3 separate regions of the Mus musculus genome follow, and regions 1 and 2 are each linked to region 3. The links are chromatin loops, found by intact Hi-C in ENCODE. Cell type or tissue: left cerebral cortex. All regions are shown on one strand. Region 1 holds the start of Tmem223 (transmembrane protein 223). Region 2 holds the start of Ubxn1 (UBX domain protein 1). Region 3 holds the start of Ttc9c (tetratricopeptide repeat domain 9C).

What was found. Hi-C counts contacts between places; a loop is a spot of excess contacts. Peaks named below come from ENCODE experiments on the same cell type or tissue, not always from the same donor. Only the 100,000 strongest peaks of a DNase experiment are listed, where the experiment ranks them.
Region 1: a loop joins it to region 3, with 2.1 times the contacts of the local background. A loop is called at or near these places in 9 of 42 quality-filtered maps.
Region 2: a loop joins it to region 3, with 6 times the contacts of the local background. A loop is called at or near these places in 2 of 42 quality-filtered maps.

What each region holds. Positions count from the first base shown.
Region 1 is chr19:8,766,874-8,774,873 of GRCm38, reverse strand. It overlaps Nxf1 (nuclear RNA export factor 1), which reads right to left. Exons shown (of 21, transcript NM_016813.2): 12 at 7,726-7,794; 13 at 7,591-7,646; 14 at 7,400-7,507; 15 at 7,243-7,301; 16 at 7,029-7,144; 17 at 6,858-6,900; 18 at 6,213-6,285; 19 at 5,691-5,873; 20 at 4,554-4,614; 21 at 3,964-4,300. The coding sequence ends at 4,262. Tmem223 (transmembrane protein 223) reads right to left here and starts at 3,878. Exons shown (of 2, transcript NM_025791.1): 1 at 3,559-3,878; 2 at 2,399-2,826. The coding sequence starts at 3,865. The coding sequence ends at 2,534. Tmem179b (transmembrane protein 179B) reads left to right here and starts at 407. Exons shown (of 5, transcript NM_026325.3): 1 at 407-539; 2 at 1,182-1,369; 3 at 1,450-1,584; 4 at 1,768-1,846; 5 at 2,040-2,352. The coding sequence starts at 444. The coding sequence ends at 2,201. Taf6l (TATA-box binding protein associated factor 6 like) reads left to right here. Exons shown (of 12, transcript NM_146092.2): 12 at 1-520. The coding sequence ends at 345. It also overlaps the pseudogene Gm2518. In left cerebral cortex, CTCF peaks have their summits at 162 and 3,878; DNase peaks (open chromatin) are centred at 346 and 3,842; H3K4me3 peaks cover 2,897 bases; H3K27ac peaks cover 2,544 bases.
Region 2 is chr19:8,865,488-8,873,487 of GRCm38, reverse strand. It overlaps Ubxn1 (UBX domain protein 1), which reads right to left and starts at 1,940. Exons shown (of 9, transcript NM_001362044.1): 1 at 1,732-1,940; 2 at 1,576-1,629; 3 at 1,374-1,480; 4 at 1,201-1,270. The coding sequence starts at 1,790. In left cerebral cortex, a CTCF peak has its summit at 3,222 (motif pointing right); DNase peaks (open chromatin) are centred at 2,008 and 2,434; H3K4me3 peaks cover 1,925 bases; H3K27ac peaks cover 1,257 bases.
Region 3 is chr19:8,816,095-8,824,094 of GRCm38, reverse strand. It overlaps Ttc9c (tetratricopeptide repeat domain 9C), which reads left to right and starts at 4,801. Exons shown (of 4, transcript NM_027412.3): 1 at 4,801-5,074; 2 at 5,411-5,659. The coding sequence starts at 5,422. It overlaps Hnrnpul2 (heterogeneous nuclear ribonucleoprotein U-like 2), which reads right to left and starts at 4,694. Exons shown (of 14, transcript NM_001081196.1): 1 at 3,282-4,694; 2 at 1,156-1,291; 3 at 789-865; 4 at 426-565. The coding sequence starts at 3,813. In left cerebral cortex, no CTCF peak of the experiment used is centred here; DNase peaks (open chromatin) are centred at 4,196 and 4,682; H3K4me3 peaks cover 5,492 bases; H3K27ac peaks cover 2,753 bases.

The DNA.
Region 1 (8,000 bases), 49 kb after region 3:
GGTGGGACTCTCGCCACCGCCACCGCCGCCTCGGAGAGCAGGCCGCTACCGCGCGTACACCGGGCGCGGGGTGCTCCTCGTCAGCAGGGCCCCGGCGCGGGAACGCGAGACGTCTTCCAGAAGAGCCGCTTCGCGCCCCGTGGCGCCCCACACTTCCGGTTTATAATCGCAGGGCGTCAGGCCGGGCGGCGCTGCCGCGGGCGCCTCTTTCAAACTGCCTTTCCTGCCCCATATGGGCCCAGCCCCGCGTCCCGCTACGTGCAGAAGCTGCCCATGATCGGCCGTACCGGCCGCCCGGCCCGCCGCTGGGCGCTCTCCGACTACTCGCTGTACCTGCCGCTGTGAGGTTGCGGCGCCTCGGAGAATAAAGCCACACCCGGAAGTGACGTGTCTATGCTCGTGGGCGGGGCTTGGGTGGTTGTCTTCCTGGTAGCCTGGGCGCCATGGCGCTGCCCTGGTTGCAGCGAGTTGAGCTCTTGCTCTTCACTGCCGCCTTCCTGTGCGGGGCTTTGGCGGCCGCGACGCTGACCCGGACCCAGGTGCGGCTGCGGGGGCGGGCTGGCCTTGGGGTCCAGCAGGCTTGCGTAGGGGGTTGGACAGGGTGACTACACTGGACCTGGGGTTAGAACGTTCCAAAGTTGTTTCCTCTCCAGAGGAACTGGACAAGCTTCCAGTCGAGCTTCATAAGCTACTAGGGTTTTGAGACACACAGGCCGTCTCTGCATCCACCCAGTAATAGGAACATTTGTGGAAAAAAAAAAAAAACAGTGTAGCAGAGAAATCGTGATTGTTAACAAAGTATGTGAAGTGAGGAAACATACAACTGTGTACATTTGAGTCTTGCCTACTGCTGGGTAGTTTTGGTGATAGAATACTTTGAATCACTATAGGAGTCTAAAACACCTACTTTTACAGATTAGTAGAGTTTATTGTTAAGGGACACACAAAGTCAGCGTTTACTTAGAACTCCTACTCACAGAGAAGGGCAAACTTGTGATTTCCCTTAGGTTCCTTATATTTATAGCCTTTTGAATTCGGATCCTTCTGGGCCCTGAGATTTTGTTCCCAGCAGATCCATCAGTCTCCCCGTTCATCTCAACTTGTGAACTAGTCCTTACATATGACAGAAACCTACATCTCGGGTACTGAACTGAAATGGACTTAACAGCTTCTCTCCACAGGGCTCCTTTGGTGGTAACTGTCCCTTGTATGGTGTGGCTGCACTCAATGGCTCCTCTCTGGCCTTGTTAGGTCCCTCAGCCCCTTCCCTCTGCTACTTCGTGGCTGGGGCTTCAGGCATCTTGGCACTCTACTGCCTTCTGCTTCTCTTCTTCTGGGTCTACAGCAGCTGCATCGAAGACTCCCACAGGTGATTGCCCTACTGATGACAAAGGGCCGAGGTTGAGATGAGTCCCACCTCGGCCACCAAGCTTGTTTTCTCTTTCTCAGAGGTTCTATAGGGCTCCGAATTGCTTTGGCCATCTCAGCTACAGCCATCTTCCTGATCTTAGTGTCTGCCTGTATACTTCGATTTGGCACCAATTCTTTCTGCAATTCCATCATCTCCTTGAACCTTACAATTAGGTAACGGGAGAGGGAGGGAAGCCTGACAGGGACTGTCCTTCTGTAGGGGACATGTCAGTCATTTAAGTTCCTACTTTATCCCCTTCCTCTGGCCCTTATCTCTGAGGACACAGATGTGCTTAGAGCATGTCCGTCTCCTCCCCGCCCCTTCTCACAACTTGTTTCTTTAACCTTGTTTCACAGCTGCTCTGAAGCCCAGAAAACCTCATGGACACCTTCAGGAACTGCTGTGCAGTTTTACTCCAACCTACATACTGCTGAAGTGAGACACAGGGATACGCTAAGATTAAGCAACTGTAGCTTAAGCGTGTTCACCATGTAATATGTGCTTGGCTGTACTTCATTCACAAGCTCAAAGTAGCTATGGGGCTTGTCACCTTAGTCTGATCAATGTTGTGTGGGTAGGACTGGATTGGAGCCGGCTTCCCACCTCATACTCCTGTTCTCTTTCACAGACCTCTTCTTGGGTGAATCTGATATTGTGGTGTCTGGCTTTGCTGCTCCAGGCCATGCAGTGCAAGTTTAAAGCCACATCATACCAGCCCCAAGAGAGGGGTGACCAAGAGTGGAGCTCTGAGACAGATGCTCTTGTTGGGCACCACCAGTCTCACTCCTGAAGAATACTCAAGTGCTTTCTACAACCAGAACCTCCATGCCCCAGTGCTTTTAATCCTCTTGTCTCTGTACAGCCCTGTTTATATTAGAAACCTCAGTTTTCTCCTTAAACTTTTTTGTACCAAAATAATATATTACTTTTCTTCATCATGGCATGGATTTCTTGATGTTAAATAGATGAGAGAGAGGACAGAATGATGGCTTAAGTAGGCATGTATCAAGCCTTTTGGAAGAGATTTATTGGCTGTTAGTGAATTCTGGGCACCTTTTTATTGTCCTGGTAGTCTCCTCATCCCTAAGGGTTTTGCATCGTCTGAGAAGGGTAAGCCATTTTTCACAGGCTCCGGTAGGCACCCACAGTGTTATCAAAGAGTTGAGTGTTGGGAAAGTGTCCAGCTTTGTCCAAAAGGAAGTAGAAGCGCCGGCCTTTGACTTTCAGAGGCAGCATAGCAGGAACTTCACCTCTGTGAGCCATGCAGGAAATCTGGTTCAAGGGAACTGTGAAACAGGTACCCAAGCCAAAGGGGGCATAGGTGGTCAATGTCACCTGCTGCCCTCCTGCAAGGAGCATGACAGACCGCACAGATCGGAGTGAGTAGAGGAGACCAGCACCAAGGACCAAGACTCCTGCAGGGAGGCAAAGTGGGGTAAAAGGTTATACAGACACCCCCACCCCCACCCCTTAGAGTCAAATTACTGTAATGGAAGTAACAGTTTTGAGCAATTACACTCTAAAACTCTAAAAGGTTCCTAAATCCTTTTTTTTTTTTTTTTTTTTAAGAAAGGTAGCTAGGCAGTGGTGGTGCACGCAATCACTAGGGAGGCAGAAACAGTTGAATCTCTGACCCAGCCTGGTCTACAGAGTGAGTTCCAGGGCAGCCAGAGCTGAGAAACCGTGTCTTGAAAAAACAGACAGGGTCTATTATTCCATGCTGGCTGCAAGCTTGCTATATGTTCAATAACTTTTAATTTGTGATCTTCTGTCCAAATCCAGATTACATCTGGATGCCATCATATATGTTAGGCAGTGTTGGGTTCTAAACCCTAGACCTCATGCATACTAGGCAAGCAGTCTTAGAAACCAAACTGAGCCACGTCCCCCACCCCATCGACATTTTTATAGATAGCCAGCTCTATTGTTAAACGGAGAAAATGCATTTGTGGCTTCAAAAACCTGCTCGTGGCTAGTATGAGGGGCAGATCTTGGCCTACTGTATGCAGGGTGAGGGTGCAAGGCATTCAGGGACTTTATTACACCGCACCCATATCGTGTGTCCCACTTACTTTTTTGGAAGCCCCTTTTTGCTAAGTGAGCGTTGTGCTCACAGCCCCACAGCAATCTGGAGCCCAAGCGCTTACCCATCGTGCCGCAACCAACAGCCAGCCCGTAGCGCCAGAGTGCGGAGCGCAGGTCCTGGTAGCTCCGGTTCGGAGCCTCCGCAGGTACTCGGCTCAGAGGTCTGGACAAGGCTGCAACAGCCAGGGAGGTCCAGAAGATGCCCTGACCCGCACAAAACAGTCCAAGGATGGCAAAGAAGCGGCCCCGCTCGTGCCGGAAGAGCAGCACATCCCGTGGGACGCCATTTTGCAAATACCGGGGCACATTTTGGGACCGCAGCACAGACAAAAGGTGGCTGACATTCCGCAGCGGCACAGACGCCACCATGGCGGCGCACTTCCGTCTCCGGGGCGGGACTTCCTATCACGGCGAACTTGCCCACCCCTCCTGCATTGAGGGAAACAAGCCAGTAATGGGACACAAACTACAATATCACTCTTTATCTTAAAAAGTAAAGGGAATCCTGGGGTTAAGTACACAGAGCACCTAAGTCCTTCGGGTAGTTTAGTGTCAGCTCTACAAAGTAAGCTTTGGCTTCCTGGCACCATGAGGCTCAATCTTCCGGAAGTCTTCTCTAAGTCTTCCAGAAGGTAGGTGAGGAGGATGAAGCAGCCCTTCCTCCTCAGTCACAGTTACAGGGTGGCCTCGGGCTGGACAGGAGACGGCAGATGACAGCCAGACAATATTATCCAGGGGCTATTTACAAGGGGACTTTTCTTGTGATCATTTCATAAACGCTACTTCTGGAATCTCTCCCTTGGCCTGCAGAAAGATAAAATGTAAGTAGAACCAGGCACCTCTCTCCCACCTTCCCTGCCCAGCTACTGTAGACTCCCTGGCTGTCCTGGCATTCTCTATGTAGACCAGGCTAGCCTCAAACTCAGAGATCTGGCTCCCTCCTTCCTCCCAAATGCTGGATTAAAAGGCAAGTATCACCACACCCAGCCTTCATCTGACCCTTGTTAAAGGCTCAAGAGATCCATTTTTAGCAATAAAAAAAATTCCCATACTTTACCTTGAGAAGAGTGAAGGCCTGAGCAGATCTGGTGTAGTCCCAGTTATTGTCTTGAAGGCACCTAGAGTATGATTAAAATAGGAAGCCACATAAGAACCAAAATGCAGTCAGTCACCAAAATCCAACCTATAGAAAAAGTCACCAATGTTTTTCATTAAGTTTACACAGGGTCACACCACTTGTACAAATGAAACATAAAATGTTTACCAAAAACAACCAACGTGTAGTTTTACACTGGTAGGGAAGGATTTACACGGTTTAAAAACTATGTTCCAGCTGGGCAAGGCTTTTAATCCTATCACTCTGGAGAAGCTGAAGCAGGGAGGTATCTGTTTGAGGTAAACCTGGACTACAAAGTGACTTCCAAGCAGCGAAGGCACAAGTGAGACCCTGACTCAAATATAGAACCATATATAAAAAGACTTTGGTACTAGGTATGCACCTATAGTTCTAGCTCCCTTGGAATGCTCAGGCTCACTGGAATCTAGGACTTGGTAAGGAGTTGAGCCGGGTGTGGTGGCACATGCCTTTAATCCCAGCACTCGGGAGGCAGAGGCAGGGGGATTTCTGAGTTCGAGGCCAGCCTGGTCTACAGAGTGAGTTCCAGGACAGCCAGAGCTATACAGAGAAACCCTGTCTCGAAAAAACAAAAAACAAAACAAACAAAAGCCAAAGATGGCGTGGTGGCACACACCTTTAATCCCGGCAGGCGGATCTCTGAGTTCGAGGCCAGCCTGGTTTACAAAGTGAGTTCCAGGACAGCCAGGGAAAACAGAGAAACTGTCTCAAAAAAAACCCAACCAACCAACAACAAAACTTGGCAGCCAGGTCTGCTGGCTCATGCCTTTAATGCCTTCAAGGCCAGACAAGAGTACATAGTAAGACCGTGTTTGAAAAGGGCTCAGTGGCAGCGACTGTGCAGCATATGTGAAGTCTAGGTCTAATCTGTAATTCCAATTGGGGAAGAGGGGAGCCACAGGTAGCTAGGAAGGGGACAGAAAACCAAATCTTCATTTGTGCTTTAAATATTTAAAAATAACCTATGCAGAATTCTTAGTAGGAATCTTTTTATCAAAGCACTATATAATTCACTGTCAGGCCATCCCCTTGTTCCTCCTATCTATGATCAGCACTCACTTCTGAGACCACTCAAGGTTCATGCCAGACTGGGTAGAAAATGCTTGCAACATTTCCTGCTGTTCTGGGGAAAGCGTGGGTACTGGACTGGAGGAAGGTGTGGGTGCAGACATGGCGAAGGCTCTTTGGATTTCTTCAGGGCTGGCATTCCGCACAAATAATTCATCATTTACAATACATAGCCTTGGAGACAAAAAAAAAAAAATCTTAAATAAATGGACAAATAACCTCACCTTTCTACACTGTCTCTGTTTGCAGATCTGTTTAATATCCACATGCCCCTCTCAAGTTACCTTTTCTCATTTATCCTTGACTATAGACGAGGCGTTTAGGATTATCTTACAAACACACTAGAATTATATACTCACTCTCTAACATACTGATAGTTGTTAGTTACTTAATACACTTCTATTGCTTTTCTGCAATTTCCAAAACTACCTGAGGAATATCTTTACCTTCCAACTATCATATTGCTTTCCTGGCACTGAAAATAGTACCCAAACTGATAAGTTGAGTACGTACCCTGAATTGCTGGCAGGAACAGCAATGAACGTTCTTGTGAAAGCACGTAAAGAATCTCGAGACTTCCCATCCACTGCAATGAGAATGAGCAATGGCTCCTTATAGTCACTCAAGCTCCATCTTCACAATCATCATTTACATCATGGTATTTGATACAAAGAACCCTAACTTGGCCAGTTGGTTACTTGGTCATAAGGGAACAGAGGTAGGAGAAAGGGACATATCAGGGCAGGGGGGATGGTAACAGAACTTGCTGTGTGCTCTAGGAAGTGAAACAACTTAGAAAGTGTTAGCCTATGGCCTGGCAAAGTGTCTCAAGTCATTTCACTACCTGAAGTATCACTGTGCAAGAGTATTATGAAATCATCTAACAAAACAGAAAAAAAAGAATGCATGACTCAAAGGTACAACTTTCCCAGATCCAGAGAATTAACACAGGGATGGAAATGGATACCTCTTAACTCAACCTACACTGTTATGGTCCCCAGGCAGATAAGACATACTGCAGATAAGACAGGTGGAAGAGTTTTAAGGCCAAACCAAGATGGACTGGGCAAAATAGGAAGGCGGTCAGAGAAGAAAAGGGATGAGAAGATAGCTGGGAAACTAAGATACTGGGAAAGGTTCAGAACTAAAAATTCTTACCTTCCTTGAAGACTCCATTGACAGAAAAACACAGTAATGTGCTCTGAAAGAGAAAAAGCAACAGAAGTAATGGAGGTTTCCAACTAGAGCCTGAGCCGCCTCATGCAGTGAATGCTGAGCCCATTATCCACCCCACTTCTGGGCTTCTGTTAGGAGAGAACAGGCACTTACTGTTTGGGCACTTATATCTACCACGAAGGCGTTAACGTCATGTTGAGTTTTGGGTAACTCATTGAGGAAGGCAACGACATTAAGACGTGTATGCTTTAAGAGTCGGAACCGCTGGGCTACAAGCAGAAGGAAGAGAAACCAAGGTTAGGGCACATCTACACTGGCTAGCTCTACTGACTGTTTCCCATTTGGACTGCTCACACAATGTACTTACTGGGTTCTTTAAGCTTCTTCACATTTCTGCTGTCTTTGACATATTCAGCTAAGTTTTTTCTGGAAAATAAGAGGGAACGATGTGGTGGTCAGAACAGTGGCCTGTATCTCCCACAGAATCCCGTGGTTCTGGATAGGTTCTGACATGTGACACTTACCGGACAGGATTCTGAGGGTTGTAAGGAATGCTTAGCGAGCAACAGGCGCCATCATGGTAGGCATACAGGAGACCCTGGCGGTCTCCTGAGTCATAAATTACATAGTACCTGTAAAGAAAGTTAGAGTCACACCAGTAAGTATGCATAGGCCAGTCATTATCCCCAGCACTATGGGACCCTGGGATACTCACTGCTGCAAGAAGCGCAGGACCAGACTCTTTAGGTTCTCGGTTCCAAAATAGCTTCCCTGAAATCAAACAAGAAATTAAGATCACAGGACCAATATGCTCCCCACTCACAGTTCTAATTCTAACCCCACTTCTGACCTTGCAGGGTGGTAACATTGTAGGGGCTTCGACATCAAAGGAAATTGGAGGGGGTAGCTCATGGCCATCCTGTGAAAAGAAGTGAATGTAATATGAGAAACTGAAGAAAGACTGGATTTGTGAGCATAGAGAAAAGCTAAAAGACACGGAGAGCGTGCAGGGATCCTATATAAACTTTGTCCACAGGCATTTCTAAGATGAAGATTACCACTGTTAGCAGATTCTCAAACAAATCTACACACCCACATTAGTGGTCACAAAATAGAGGCAAGACC
Region 2 (8,000 bases), 49 kb before region 3:
AGTTGGACATGGAGTGGGAAGGTGAGTTTAGACTGAGAAATTAACAAAATAAGGGAATACGGGCTCCAAGACAGAGGAAAGGAAACAAAACCAAAACAGTAATATAAAGAGGACAAGCAGGGCCAGACCTGGTGACACACGCCTTTAATCCCAGCACTTGGAAGGCAGAGGCAGGCAGATTTCTGAGTTCGAGGCCAGCCTGGTCTACAGAGTTAGTTCCAGGACAGCCAGGACTATACAAAGAAACCCTATCTTGAAAAACCAAAGAGGACAAGCTAGGTGGTAGCAGTGCACGCCTTTATTCTCAGTGTTCAGAAGGCAGAGACAGGTAAATCTCAAGTTTGAGGCCAGCCTGGTCTACAGAGCCAGTTCCAGGACAGTCAGGGATAGAGACTCTTGGCTTGAAGAAAAAAAAAAAAACAGAACAAAGCCAAAAAAAAAAAAAAAAAAGTGTAGTTTAAAGGTAGAGCACAATATATCATGCATAGACCCTTGTGGGTTTTTCTTTCTTTCTTTCTTTTTTTTTTTTTTTGGTTTTTCTGTTTAGCCCTGGCTGTCCTGGAGCTCACCTTGTAGACCAGGCTGGCCTCGAACTCAGAAATCCGCCTGCCTCTGCCTCCGAGTGCTGGGATTAAAGGCGTGCACCACCACGCCCAGCGTGGGTTTTTCTTATTGTTGTTGTTGGTTTTGTTTTTAAAGAAAGGGCATAGTGATGCATATCTATAATCCCTGCATTTGCAAAGGAGAGGCAAGAGAGTTGGGATTTCAGGGGAATCTGCAGCCACACAGGAGTTTGAGACCAGTCCTGAGCTATGTGAGATGTTTCCTGGTGACTTGCAGCACACCCTCAAAACCGGAAAGGTCAGGTTCTATGATCAGACTTGTTTGTATTTGAGAGGAAGGAAGATGACCCATGACCCTTGGTAAAGTGTGTCACTGGGCTATGGTGGCCCAGGCCTGTAATCCCAGCACTAGAAGAATGTGGCTTCGAATTTAGCCTAGGCCGCATACGGGGTTCCAGCGCAGCCTGAGGTACACAGCTGGACTGCGTCTCAAAAAAATAATGCAAGGCACAGTGAAGGCCACATCTCAGCACTCTGGAGGCGGAGGCAGGAGGATCCGGAGTTCAGCCTGGGCAAGAGTTAGGCAGACTCCAAACAAAACACACACACACACACACACACTGAACTTGCCAGTCACCTCTTGGTCTGTTCTTGTCTCTCCTCTTCAGTCAAAATGGGTCTGCTTTCTCCAGCAGCAGACCCAGAGCCTGCAAACAAGCAACCAGGATTAGTATTTAGAATAAGATCATTCTGATTTTCTCGGGGCCCTTTCAAGGTCTCTAGAATCACAAGATGTCTCCCAGTCAGGACCTTCAGGGCCAACTTGCTCTGAGGGCGTGGGTTCTCGTCCCAGGACATGGCTGAGGGGAGTCTCCAGAGGCTCATCCACATCGGGGTCGTCTTCATGCTCCATCAGCCTGCGCGGAGAAAGTAGGCAGGGGTTGGTTAGCCTGGAGGCCACCTTGCCCAGCGGCTCCCAAACTCCCGCCACCCGTGCGGGTCGCCCGCTCACCAATCCATCGCAGCCTCGATGCCCTGGTTCCCTGTGAGGGCCAGAGCCTTCTCCCTGGGGGCAGAAACACCGTGAATAGCGCCCACCAGCCATGGTGACAGTCAGGCCGGCCAGGCCCGCGGCCTCCCACCACCGGCTAGGGGGAGGCTCCCTTACGCGCGTCCCCTGGGAAAGCCCATCTCGATGAGGCTCTCCAGAGCCGTCAGCTCCGCCATGGCGCCCGCCTCCGCCTCCGCGGGGACCTGCGGGGACCAGAAGGAAGACCGCAAGGGTCAGCCCGGGGCGACTCCGCCCGCGACGCCGCCCTCCCGGCGCTCGCTAACTCACGGGGCGGGAGACCCAGGGACGAGGGGGGAGTAGACAGTGAGTGGGGAGAGCGGAGGGGAAGCGGAAGTGCCCGGTCTGTTTGTGTCACGTGGAGGCAGGGTGGACGGGTGCCGAAGAGAGCCAGAAATGTCCTTCCTGGTGGGCGGGGACTTTGAGGAGGGACAACTGACAGGAAGGAGACCCACCCACGGGGAAGAAGCTCCAGACAGGCTTGAGCCGGTTTGCAGGCTTTTAGGATTCTAAAAGAGAGCCTGGCTATGGATCGGCGGGTAAAAGCACCTGCCTTCAAGCCTAATTATGTGAGTTCGATTCCTAAGACCCACGAGGTTGAGCACAGAGGAAAAAGGATTCCTGTTAGTTGTCCTCTGACCTAAGCACACGAGTCGGGGCGTTCATGATAAACAGTAAAAGTTTATCTCTCTCTCCCTCTCTTTCTGTCTTTCTCTCTCTTTCTTTCCTTTTGGTGTTTTGAGACAGGATTTCTCTGCATAGTCCTGGCTGTCCTGGAACTCGCGCTGTAGACCAGGCTGGCCTGCAATCCAATGAGATCCACTTGCCTCTGCCTCCGGAGCGCAGTACTGGGATCAGAGTGTGTCGCCACCACCTCCTTGCATTTTTTAATTTTCCGTTTTCTCTTTTACTTCTCTTTCTGTCTTTTGGCACCAAGACCAGACAGGCCTCAAACTCAGAAAAATCTGCCTGCCTCAGTCTTCCAAGTGCCAGGACTAAAGTTGTGTGCCACCACACCCATCGGTGATGTATGTAAAAGAAGTTGGGAGGAGAATAACTCTTATATATATTATTAGTAAGTTATTTATCAGAGTCTAGGGAGTAGGTCTAGTGGTGATTTGGTCTAGCATGCTTGAGTCTATGTTCATCATCATTGTTATCACTGTCTTTGTTTTTTGAGACAAGATCTCATTATGAAGCCTTGGCTGTTCTGGAACTTTCTAAATGGATCTGGCTTTAGAGACTGATCTCAAACTCAAATATCAGTCTGCCTCTGCCATCCAGAGTGCAGGGATCAAAGGCCAGAAACATCTTGCCCAGCTATCTTTTTTTTTTTTTTTTTTTTTTTTTTTTTTTTCGTTTTTGGTTTTTCGAGACAGGGTTTCTCTGTGTAGCCCTGGCTGTCCTGGAACTCACTTTGTAGATGAGGCTGGCCTCGAACTCAGAAATCCACCTGCCTCTGCCTCCTGAGTGATGGGATTAAAGGGGTGTCTCACCACGCCTGGCTTGCCCAGCTATCTTAAAACCTTTCTTTTTTTAAAAAAAGATTTATATTTATTCCATGTAAGTACACTGTAGCTATTTTCAGACACACCAGAAGAGGGCATCAGGTCTCATTGCATATGTTTGCGAGCCACCATATGGTTGCTGGGATTTGAACTCGGGACCTTCGGAAGAGCAGCCAGTGCTCTTAACCACTGAGCCGCCCTTAAATTAAATCTTGATTTCAGAATACCCTGGTCTCTATGAGACCTCAAAAACCCAAATCTTAGGCCTTTGAGATGGTTCAGTTGGTAAGACACCTGAGCTGGATCTCTGCAACCCTCGTTGGAAGACGAGAACCTGCTTCTCCACGTAGTACTTTTGTCCCCTGACGCTTAACCAACAAGGATGACATGCAGGCTCCACTTCCATCATACGTCAATAAATGTGATCATAACTAAAAGGAAAAATGAGGCTGGATGTGGTAGTGCACACCTTTGATCCCAGTACTTGGGTGACAAAGGCAGTTGAACTCTGAGCTCAAGGCCGTATGGTCTACAGAGGGAATTCCAGGACAGTCAGATTCACATAGTAAGACCCTGTCTCCCATCTATCCCCTCTCCCAAAACAACTTTTGAAATCAAGGTGTACAGCAGTGTTTATCAGGAGCCATAGATAATTCATACTTGGACCTGCTCACACTGTTGAAGGGGATCTATTGCCAAAGGGATCTTGGTGCACGGTTTTAGTTTGAGAGCAGGATAAGTGATAGTGACAGTGATACTTGGCTGGACAGTATGTACGTGCTAGTGTTGCTGTGCAATGTCTTGTCCAGCTACTCTGTACATGATATAAAACAGGCCTTGGTCCTCTGGGCTTGCAGTACCGGCTCTCTGCCCAAAATGTCCTGACTCTTCCCTCACCTTAGGTAGCTCTATAGCATTTCTCATTTCTTTAGACTACCGAGCTTTGATCGCCTACATGGCTCTTTTTTTCTCTTCATCGGTTTTTCAAGACAGGATTTTTCTGTGTATCCCTGGCTGGCCTTGAATTTAGAGAGATCTACCTATTTCTGCTTTCCAAGCGTTGGGATTAAAGGGGTGAGCCACCACCACCTGCGCTTTTTTTGTTTATTTTTCTTCTACTGCCAGGATCTTCTGCGCTCATATGCAGCCCCAGTTGGCTGTTCTGCTTGGGCTAACCCAGGTCATGGCAGTTCTGCTCAGGCTAACCTGGGTCATGGCAGTTCTGCTTGGGCTAACCTGGGTCATGGCGGTTCTGCTCAGGCTAACCTGGGTCATGACGGTTCTGCTCAGGCTAACCCAAGTCATGGCGGTTCTGCTTCCACCTCCTCAGTATTAGGATGACAAGTGTGACTTACCATGCTTGGCTTTCTGTTTTCCTTCTTTTTCTTTTTTTCCTTTTGTTTTTTGTTTTGTTTGTTTGTTTGTTTGTTTTGAGACATGGTCGCACTATGTTTTCCTTTGTTTTTGTGATGTGATGTCACTATATAGCCCTAATTGGTCTGGAACCCAGGTCCTCTGCAAGAGCCGCATCTTTAAAGCTAATTCTCTTCAGTCTTCCAGAAGAAAGGCAACAGGACAGTACAGCAGAGTTTTGTGGAACTGCTTACAATATAAATAAGACATGGAGACTTCTATGTAGTTTAAAGCTGTTGGCCTTATGCTGGGGTAGACTGAAAGGCTCTGAAAGGAGTCCCTCGCTCAGGCCTCTATCAATGACATCTATCTTGCCAATTTCAGGGCTTCTTTGACCTTTTACATTCTGTCAGGGTCTTTCATTCTCTCAGCTAGCTTTTATCCTAACCTGACTTTCCTGGCAGTATCCCTGCTACATGACTAGCTTCTTAGCTTTCTGTTTCACTCTGGTCTCCCTTCGTTTTTCTCCCATGTCTGCCTCGAATCTCCAGCCTCTATGCTTGTGTCCCTTGTCTCTCTGTCTGAAAGTTCTGCTGCTGTACTTCCTGCCCCAGCTATTGTCTGTTAGCTCTTTATTATAACCAACCAGAGGTTAGATAATGCCAGACCATCTCTTAGACTGCCTTTAGACAACAAGAGTTGCCTGACTTTCACATTTTGTGCAGATATTGAAAGGACATTTACAAATAGAAAAGCGGTGATGAGCCATAGAAGTGACAATACCAAATCTTGCCAGCATTTAGCTCTCTGCATGCACAAAATTAAAAATACAAAAACACACCTCAATACAAGGTAAGGAAGGTCACCCCAACAGAACACAGTAAACATTTGCCCAAGTTAAAGCCTAACTAGGCTACTCCCTGGCTTTGTGACCTTAGATTAACGTTCTGTGTCTGTTTCCTAATGGCTATTAGTATGTATATTGTAGAGATTCTGATAAAGTAAGAAGTAATAATTATGAAAATCTTTAGTACATATGTTATCAGTTTCAATAATAGCTATTATTATTATATACCTCTTTTTTGTTTGTTTTGTTTTTTGTTTTGTTTTTGTTTTTTGTTTTTTTGAGACAGAGTTTCTTTCTTTCTTTCTTTTTTTTTTTTTTTTTTTTTTTTCTTTTGGTTTTTCGAGAAAGGGTTTCTCTGTATAGTCCTGGCTGTCCTGGAACTCATTCTGTAGACCAGGCTAGCCTCGAACTCAGAAATCTGCCTGCCTCTGCTTCCCAAGTACTGGGATTAAAGGCGTGTGCCACCACTCCCGGCTTATTATATAACTCTTAATAATCCTTAATAAACACTTGTGTTCAGAGCTGTAACTAAGCCAGGCAGATGTCTAAGAGTTGGAGGCCAACCTGATCTACATAATGCCAGGCAGTGGTGGCACATGCCTTTAATCCCAGCACTTGGGAGGCAGAGGCAGGCAGATTTCTGAGTTCAAGGACAGCCAGGGCTACACAGAGAAACCCTGTCTCAAACAACAACAACAACAAAAATAAAAAACAAAAACAAAAACAAAACAAAACAAACAAAACAACCCAACAAGTTCCAGGCCAATTAAGGCTACACAGTGAGAAGAAAGGAAGGGAGGGAGGGAGGGCGGGAGGGAGGGAGGGAGGGAAGAAGGAAGAAAGGAAGGAATAAAAGAAGAAAAGAAGGAAGGGGTTTACTCAAAAGAAATTGCTTTAAGCCAGGCATGGTGGCTAACACCTATAATTCCAAAAACTTGTGGCTGACACAGGCAGGAGTATATCAGTAGTTCAGGGCCACTCTAGGCTACAGAGTGAGACTTTATCCAGCCTCCAGCCAGGGTTACACAGAGAAACCTTGTCTCGAAAAACCAAAAAAAGAAAAGGAAAGGAAAGGAAATGAGAGGAGAGGAGAGGAGAGGAGAGGAGAGGAGAGGAGAGGAGAGGAGAGGAGAGGAGAGAGAGGAGAGGAGAGGAAAGGAAAGGAGAGGAAAGGAAAGAAAGGAAAGAAGTAGGCCTACTGGTTTTAGATAACTTCTTCAGAGGACTCACAGACTATTAAAGCCAATAAAAAGCATTTGCTGGCTGATGGCCTACACAAGGAGTTGCCCAAGTTGTGTATCCCCACTATTTTTTGCATTTAAGGCAAGCAAAACAAAAAGCAACAACAACAACAAAAAAAAAAACAAACAAAAAACACACACATCCTGGTTGACATACTTCAGTTAGCAAGAACTGTTAGTGAGAAGTGAAACTATAGAAGCCGAAAAGCAAGGTTAGTATACTGAGGAGCTTTCCTGGACACTGGATATAGACTAGGCTTTGTTGGATTAAGCCGCATGCCGGGTTTTAAGGTCAGAATGGTGCTTCATTAATGGTCAGGTATTAGGGGCTACTAAAGTCCAGGGCCTGTTATATTCTGTGTTGGTTTTATGGGCGTGAATCAAATCATGGACTCATCTTGGAGCAAGGAGTTGTAAATACATTGTGTCCTTATCATTCCTATGTTGAGCGCTAGAAGTGAAAGGATCACTGCCCCAGCCATGGCTATAAGTAGAGCAGTTAACCAGGGGGAGCAGGACAACAAAGATTAGTACCAATTGTTAGATTCTTGACATCTCTTTTCTCTTTCCTGAAAGTTATTTCTGACCATAGCTACATTTTCTCTCTAATTATCCCTGACTGGTTGACATAGAAAGCAACTAGTTTCTCCCAGTGCCATACATAGAGCTCCTTTCAGACAACTCCTTGTCTCATCAAAAGGTGATCCAGCCCTGTGTGATTGATTCTGTAGATTGTCAGCTAAGGAACCTGTCTGGGCTTCCAATGGAAAGCAGAAATGTGTAGATGGCCCAGGTCTGTGTCAGGTTGAGCACTGGATTCCATAAAGGTTTCTGTTTGTTTGTTTTTCAAGACAGGGTTTCTCTGTGTAGTCCTGGCTATCCTGAAACTAGCTCTGTAGATCAGACTAGCCTGGAACTTACTTTATAGACCTGGTTGGCCTCAAACTCAGAGATCTGCCTGCCTCTGCCTCCTGAGTGCTATGACTAAAGAAATGTACCACCACGTACACCCCATGGAGGTTCTTAAAGTTTTTGTCCCCCATTACTAGTGCTGTAGTTCCAACTGTAACAGAGTCCTTGATACCTACCCCCACCAACAGAGCAGGTAGAATAGGGATGGCTTACCACTCACAAGAGGGCCCTGTCCTCTTCTCCATTATAGACAAACATCTGAGGTGTGACATACATGAGGATGCAAAGTAGTGTGCTCTCCTTACTGTAAAGAGCTCAAAAGCACACTGGGTTAAATACTAGCAAACAAGCCAAGTGGTTTCAGGGGCCTGGAAATGCATTCATCTACCATTTCTGGGGTTGATCAACTGTGTGTGGCTACAGGAATCTGCATAGAGAAAATTTTCTAGGAGGTATCTTGGTAGAATGAAGCAGGCACGGTTCCTTTGGAAATATCCCAGTGTGGGC
Region 3 (8,000 bases):
CTAAACCTAAATCAAAGTTTGTGGGCCTGGGACTATAGCTCAGAGATACAGTGCCCAATATGTACAAGGCACTAAGATCAATCATACCAGCACATAAAACAAACAAACAAACAACAAGCCGGGCATGGTGGTGCATACCTTTAATTCCAGCACTTAGGAGGCAGAGCCAGGTGGATCTCTGAGTTCGAGGCCAGCCTGGTCTACAGAGTGAGTTCCAGGACAGCCAGGGCTACACAGAGAAACCCTGTCTCGAAAAACAAAAAACAAACAAACAAAAACCAAACAACAAAACAAAGTTGTAAGAGTCAATTTGTTGTTCAGTGTTAAGGGTATGTTCAAGCAGGCTGACCTTTCTGCACTAATGAAATGGTGGGTAGGAGTCTAATACACAGTTTAAATTAATAAACGCTTTAAGAATGACTTACCTTGGCTTCAAAGCATACTTTTCCCTTTGTTACTCCATAAGTACTTCTTGCCCCAGACCAAAGGGTAGGGAACTTTTCTGAGAAGAGCGGCTGGCCTCCATATCGGTCTTTGCTTATTTGAAAATGGAGATCCGAGGTATCTGTTAAGAAGATGCAACTGGCTTACTGCAACGCTCAACACCAAGAAGTGCTGAGCCAACAAATACAAACACTGTCCAGGTACCCACACCACGACATTTTACTCTCAAAAGTCACTTTTAGATAGTCCAGAGGCTAATAATGCAGGAGGATCACAAGGTGGAATCCAGCCTGAAATACACAACAAAGCCCTATCTGAAAACACAAAGCAATCTTTATACATACACGTGTCCAGGTTCACAAGCGTCTGGTCCTCCTCTTCATCTTTTGCTTCTTCTTCTGGAGGTGGTGGGGACTTTGAGCTACAGGCAGGAAAGCAAATGCAACATAACCAAAGCTACCTTCTTTGTCTGTGAGGTATTTGTGTGGCACTGTCCATTTTAAACTATTGGTGAATTACCAAGTTCCAGCAGACAGCTTCTTTCAGTCAATGAGAAAAGGGAATACGAGTTTCCATCATAGATTTACTCTAAAACTTATGCCTATAAGGACCTAGTCCAGTTTTCAATCCACCCCTCCTTCCACACTGCAATCAACAATAGGAATACCAAAAGCAGAGCAGACACTCCCATCAAGGGAGTGTTTCCCTCACCGGCTGTGGTAAGCCTCCTCTCGGAATTCATAGTAAGCTCGGCCATGTTCATCCTTCTCATCCCGCTGTCTCTTTACCCCCCGCCGCTCACCATCTGAGCCTGCTGGTTTTGACTTTTCACTATCTTGGTCATCTCCTACAAAAGGGAGGGAAAGAAAATCAGTAGTTTTTATACTGGAGCGTACAATGAGCTCAGAACTAAGAGAATCTAAGTAAAATTTAGGAAACTGAGGGTATCTGATTGAGACAAAGTGTTCCTATTATATCCATGTTTTATTTCCAAATTTCAAAATCACTGATTAAGATGGGCGGGGGGTGGGGGTAGGTTGGGATGGAAACCACTATGGGCTTATTAAATTGGTCAATTTTCCCATTCTAAATTTATCTACTTCAATCAAGCCAACCTGGCACATCTCCCCACTGATATGACAGAAAAGCATCCCTTAAGTCTTTTAAAAACCTTCACAGGTGAATTTCAATTCTCATCAGATCTGGAGTTATGTCAAGTACTTAATGACTATTTTCTAGCACTTTTCAGCAGTTACTTGACACAGAAATCTCACATTTTCTTTAAGAGACTACCTTTTCTGCATTAAAATGCACAGTCTTACAGTGGCAGGTGTATTTTTAACAGGAACTTGAAAGTTACCAGAGAAATTCTTAGGTCACAAGCAAACCATAAATAACACTGCATCTTTACTGCATGAAATTTGGGGCAGGAAGGTGGTGTTATATATTAAGTAACATTCTTTTGTTGTTGTTTCTAGACAGGGTCTCACTATGTAGTTCTGCTTGTCCTAAAACTCACTATTTAGATCAGACTGGCCTCAAACACAGAGATCTGCCTGCCTCTGCCTTCAAGTGCTGGGACTGAAGGCCAGTGACACCAAACCTGGCAGTAACATTCTTTACACGGAGTAACACATGGAATTTTTCCTTAGGCTTTCATGTTTTGAAGGCTTAAGTGTTTTCAACAATTCCTTTAAAACACTCCCTTATTCTTTAATGCTTTTGATCTGCTATTTGGGATAACACAAATTAAGGGTTATGTAATAGGACCTCAGTCCCAGGACATCGGACACAACAAAAACCCCGAACACTATACTTTGCATACAATCATTGTAAAATAGATTCCAATTTTATAACACTAAGATCCAGAACAAAAACCAAGAAACAACGAAACAGTACAAAAAACTCTAAGGCAAAAAAACCTACTTGGAAGTAAAACTTAGAAGCAGCTCTCCCTCCTGACAGTCACTATAGGTTAGCTCTAACCATGCAAGCATTTCAAAAGGAGAAAGTCGTTAACTCCTGGGGGAAGTTTCCACAAACCTACCACAAGGTTACTCCACTAGAACCCCTAAATCATTTCAGCTCAGTTAGTTAGGAGCCTTAAGGGCACCAGTGTAGAATAAGTCTATAAATATGCTTATTTACAGCCTGGACAGGAGACTTAAAATATAAACACAACAGGGACAAAGTAAAAAGCCCCAGTCAAGTAACTAACATTCTACTAAAATGTTACTAGACTAAGTTTCTCTTTGCTAGTTAATGATTAAACCCAAAAGGCTCACACACTGTCTCCGACGGCTTAAGCAGGAAGGAGCAAGGTTAAATATCCAGAGTCTCTTTGAAGACTAACTTGGGTTTGACAGAGCAGCATTTCACGGACTGTTTTTTGCTTAACATTTTTAAGGTAAGGAACGAACTGTCAGGCCTTAGCTTCCAACTGGTCTCGGGAGAGCGCCAATTTTTCAGCATATTTGCGGCTAAAGGTATTCTGCTAAAGAGGGGTGGGCACCAGAAGACTGATCCACAGGTAGCTCGAAAGCCACACACACACACACACACACACACACACACACTTCCATCCACTAACACCAAGGAACCACGTTAGGCAGGAACCTCCCTCCTGCAAACAGTGTAAAGACAAGACGCCCAAACCTTCAAAAAGATGGACAGCGGATGAAAGCCACCTTCCCAGGAGAATCTCATCAAAAAGCCACTAGAACAGTGCACTTTCGGGCAAGTGGAAACAAGGAATCAGATAGCGCGGTGCAGGGTGGGGTGCTGGATCGGAGACGCACCCGGCAGGTTGAAGCCCGGCTTGGCTGCCAGTTCCTCACCTTGTTCCTCTACGGCCTTGTCACCCGGTGCCTCGGATCCCGGAGTCTCGTCTCCGCTCCGTTCCTCCGGCCCGTCTTCCTCCCCCTTGCCGTTGTCATGCTCTTCGCCACCATTTACCCCACCTGACCCAGCCGTGGCCTCCGCCGGTGTGTCGGAAGCTTCGGACTCGGCCTCCATGGCTGACGTCTCCGGGGGCTCCGGAGGCGGCTGCGCGGCCTGGCCCAAAGCCTGAGCAGGTGGTGGTTCCTCGTCTTCGTCCTCAAGCAGCGCCTCCTCGTCCTCCTCCTCGTCGTCGTCCTCCTCCTCCTCGTCCCCGCCCGGGCCTCCGCCCGACGCGGCCACAGGCCGAGGCTCCGCCTTGCAGGCCCCACCGGGCCCGGCCCCACCAACGCCGGCCTCGTCCTCCAGCATCTCAGCATCCAGTGCCTCCTGAAGACGCTGCGCCAGATCCATTTTGAGGCCGCGCGAATCCAGGCCCCGCCGCTGAAGCTCCGACCGCAGCTCGGTCACTTTCAGCCGCTTCACCTCCATCGCCGCCGTCGCCTCCTCCGCCTCCCGCCGCCTCCTCCCCTGCGAACTGTCGACCGAGCCCGACCGCGCAGGCGCCGCCGCCGCCCGCCTCCGCCTCCCGCGCCAGCACTGAGCCCGCGCTAGCAAGCGCACGCACACAGAGGCAGAGGCCGCGCTGTCTTCGCGGCGTGTTTATGTCGCCTTCCTCCTGCCCTGCCCCTTTCGGCTCACTGAGCGCAAAACAAGACGGCGAGGAGCAGCTTCCGACACACTCTGTACTCGACCGCGGGGGAGTGCGCGCCGAGGACGACGGAGTTCCCTCACTTCCCCTCCCTCCTCTCAGAGATCCGGGCCAATCAGCGCAAGCGGCCTAACCGCGCAGCCGCACAGGGGCCTGAGTCGGGCAAGGCTGGCTGCGGCTCAAGTGCCTCGTAGCACGGAAGCGTGAGCGCGCTCCTCTTTCCGTACTTCAGTCGTAGGCTCTGCGCAGTCGCGCCGGAGTCCCGCCCATCTCAGGTCTCTTACTTCCTGCCCGCTCCCAATTACCGGAGCACCCTAGGGCTTACTCGATGTCCTCTCTTGCTTATTCTTTGACTGTAACTTCTGAGACTAGTAACCGAAGCCAAGCTGGAAGGATGGGTGGTGCAGGGTTTTCGTAGCCAGGAGGGAAAGGCCTTTCCAGCATCAAGGGAGAGAGAGAGAGGGAGAGAGCAATGCCGGGACCTCTTTCTGTGCTTAAACATCTACCCAGCAACAGAGGCGCCAACCCCACCCCTTCCTTCTCTCGTTGGCCAGCTTGAATCGTAGTCTGTTGCTCTGATTGGTCCTCCGATATCGTGCGGCTTTTTTTCCTATTGGAGAAGTGGCCGGGAATTTTTTTTTTCCGGGTTGGTCCGCTGGGGAGGCGGGGCCGGTTCTGCGGGATTACTTTTCTAGACTCCTTTCTGATTGGGTGGCATGACGCAATGCGCGTGCCCCGTTAGAGGCTAAACTGCTGGCAGGTCTGGTCTCTTCCTCTCTGTGCTCCTGCAACTTAAACCGAATTCCTGGAGGAGTCTTCCGGCTTGGGCCTCCGCTGTGGTGCGGTTGTTGGGCACAATGCTTCCGGCCTCTTGTGCCTCACTTGTGGACTGGAGACTCAGGCCTCACTCACTTCGGTTCCTCAATTAACAGCAGAACCATCAACAAATGTTTGTTGGATAAGGACAAATAAAGAGATTGGAAAGGAGCGAAGCCTTTTTGACTTGTTTCACTTGTTCCCGCCTACTCCATCTTCTTCCAGGTCAGGGGGTGTGCCTCAGAGAAAGAAGGAAACGAATTTTGCGGGCGGTCACACACTTGGAACGTTTAGTCGGGCCTTTGGATTTCCCTAGTGTCTGTAATCACGCCGGGATCTCTTCTAATGGAACTCATTTGGTCAATGGCCTCACTATCCTCACATCATTCCTTTTTTTAGTTTGCGGTACTTCTGGAAACTGAAAACTAGCACAGGAGAATAGATGGGACTAGTAAAAACAGCAAAACCCACATCCCTGCGAGCTTCTTGCTTACGAAATCGATGCTCTAATCATTTATTTTGATCCCATTCTACTGCTTCAGTTTCTCTTTCATTTAACAGTTCCAACAGTCATGGAGAAGCGCCTTCAGGAGGCTCAGGTATACAAGGAGGAAGGAAACCAGCGCTACCGGGAAGGAAAGTACCGAGATGCTGTGAGTAGGTACCATCGAGCTCTTCTTCAGCTGCGGGGTCTGGACCCAAGTCTGCCTTCCCCTCTTTCTAGTCTGGGACCTCAGGGCCCAGCTCTCACACCGGAGCAAGAAAACATACTGCACACCATCCAGACCCACTGCTACAACAACCTAGCTGGTAAGTATGGGACGAGCGTGGGCAGAGAATCAAGACCGCAGGGCCGGGCAGTGGTGGAGCATGACTTTAATCCCACTACTCAGGAGGTAGAGGCAGTTCAAATACAGAGTGAGTTCCAGGACAGTCAGGGCTACACAGAGAAACCCTGTATCAAAAAGCAAAACAAACAAAAAAGATAGAATCATCAAGCCCTGTGAACATTGGAAGATGTTCTTTTTCACTGCCACCTGGCTATTTAGCAGTCGATTGAAACCTGTTTCCAATTTGTAGAGTATTCTAAAAGCAAGCGGGATTTCACAAACCTCACCTGAAACTACTTCCTGGGCTCTAAAGCCCAGATATCTTGATTTGGTGGACCTAGAATGGGTTTATTTCGAAGAATGATGCTAACACCTGTAATTGCAGCACTGGAGAAGTCCAAGTAGAAAAATGGCTTCAAGTTTGAGAGCCAGACTAGCCTGTGATGTGTGCTAATACCCTAATTCAAACAAGTAAGAATTAACTGTATCCCGTCGTGGTGGCGCAAGCCTTTAATCCCAGCACTTGGGAGGCAGAGGCAGGCGGATTTCTGAGTTCGAGGCCAGCCTGGTCTACAAAGTGAGTTCCAGGACAGCCAAGGCTACACAGAGAAACCCTGTCTCAAAAAAACAAACAAAATAAAAAACAAAACAAAACAAAAAAAAATAAATTGAAAAATGGAGATAGTCATAGTCCTGGGGATGTTTCGTTTAAGGGATGGTTACATAGGATTCATAGATGTGACATTTATGACGTAGAATGTCAGGTATTTAGGTCACTACACATTGATCTATGTAACTGTCATAACAGTTCTTTCAGTTTAGTCTAATGAAATCATATCTAGTAATGAGTAGATTTAAAATTATACCCAAACAGCCTTAATTCCCAGAGCTTAAATGCTTCTTGCAAGATTCTGTGCCCTTTAAAAAACAGAAAATGCACTAAGGAATTTGCCAAAGATCACCTTTCTTAGAGAAGCCTTCAGTCACTAAGCAACAGTTTAACTTCACTTTTTCTCTAGCAGTTTGATTTTCTTCAAAGTATATTTAAAATTTCATTTGCTTGTGTATGCTTTCCACTTTGTGGTGCCCTGGCAGAATTTAATCCTTGCTTGAACTCAGTTGCTCCTCAGTAGAGATCAGTGAAGCCTTCCATCCTAGAGTGCTTTCCCTAAGCTGGTAAAATCCTGCCTCAAAGCTGGGGCCCGAAGCTAGAGCGGCACAATAGGATTGAGTGTGTTGTGTCTTAGCCAGTGTCCTCCTAAGCTGTTAAATCAGCTCCCTCCTCTCTTAAGCTCAAAGACCTCTCCCTTCTAACCTCTGTGAGAGGGATTTCCCACCTCAACCAACACCCCCACCCCTGATGGCTAGCATTACTCAAAGATATTTCTCGTGAAATCTGTTTTGGCACATGATGAGATGTCCAATCAAGCCTGGAGGTGGAGCACTTTCTTATTTAGACTAAACAAGTTTAGAGAGATGGCCCAGTAGTTAGGAACTCTGGCTGCTCTAGCAGAGGATCAGAGTTCAATTCCCAGCACCCACATGATGATTTACAACCATCTGTAACTCCAGTCTCAAGGGATATGACACTGCCCTCCCTTCTTACCACCTCAGGCACTAGGCACACACATGGTTCACGTACATAAATAGCGGCAAAACACTCAAGAGGGTGTGTGTATGTGTAAAATCATCTAGATGCTTGCCTTGTTCTCTCTACTCTTTGCTCCTGGTTTAGTGTCTGATCATAATCAGTGCTTGGTAAGTACTTACCAGTTGAAATTTTGAAGCTAAAGTGCTGGATTAATTGACCTGTGGAGAATACCCCATGTAAATAAAGCCTGCTTAGTAGGGGTGTTATAGCAGGGATGCAAGCATAGTGAAGGCTTGTTAATGGCTTCATTCTACCTGAATCTCTGCCACCTGAACATGATTTAGTTATGTTTTATTTTTTTATTTTTTTTTAAAGATTTATTTATTTATTATATGTAAGTACACTGTAGCTGTCTTCAAACACTCCAGAAGAAGGAGTCAGATCTCATTACAGATGTTTGTGAACCACCATGTGGTTGCTGTGATTTGAACTCCAGACCTTCAGAAGAGCAGTCGGGTGCTCTTACCCACTGAGCCATCTCACCAGCCCCTTATATTTTTAATTATACTTAATTCTGATAGCTGTAAAATAGAAAGTCTTTTCCTTACTTTTTTTACTTTTAAAAAATAATTATGAGCTGGGTGTGGTGGCGCACGCCTTTAATCCCAGCGCTCGGCTATAGAGACACTTGAGCTTTAGTTAATAAATGAAGGCCATGAGCTGAGCAGTG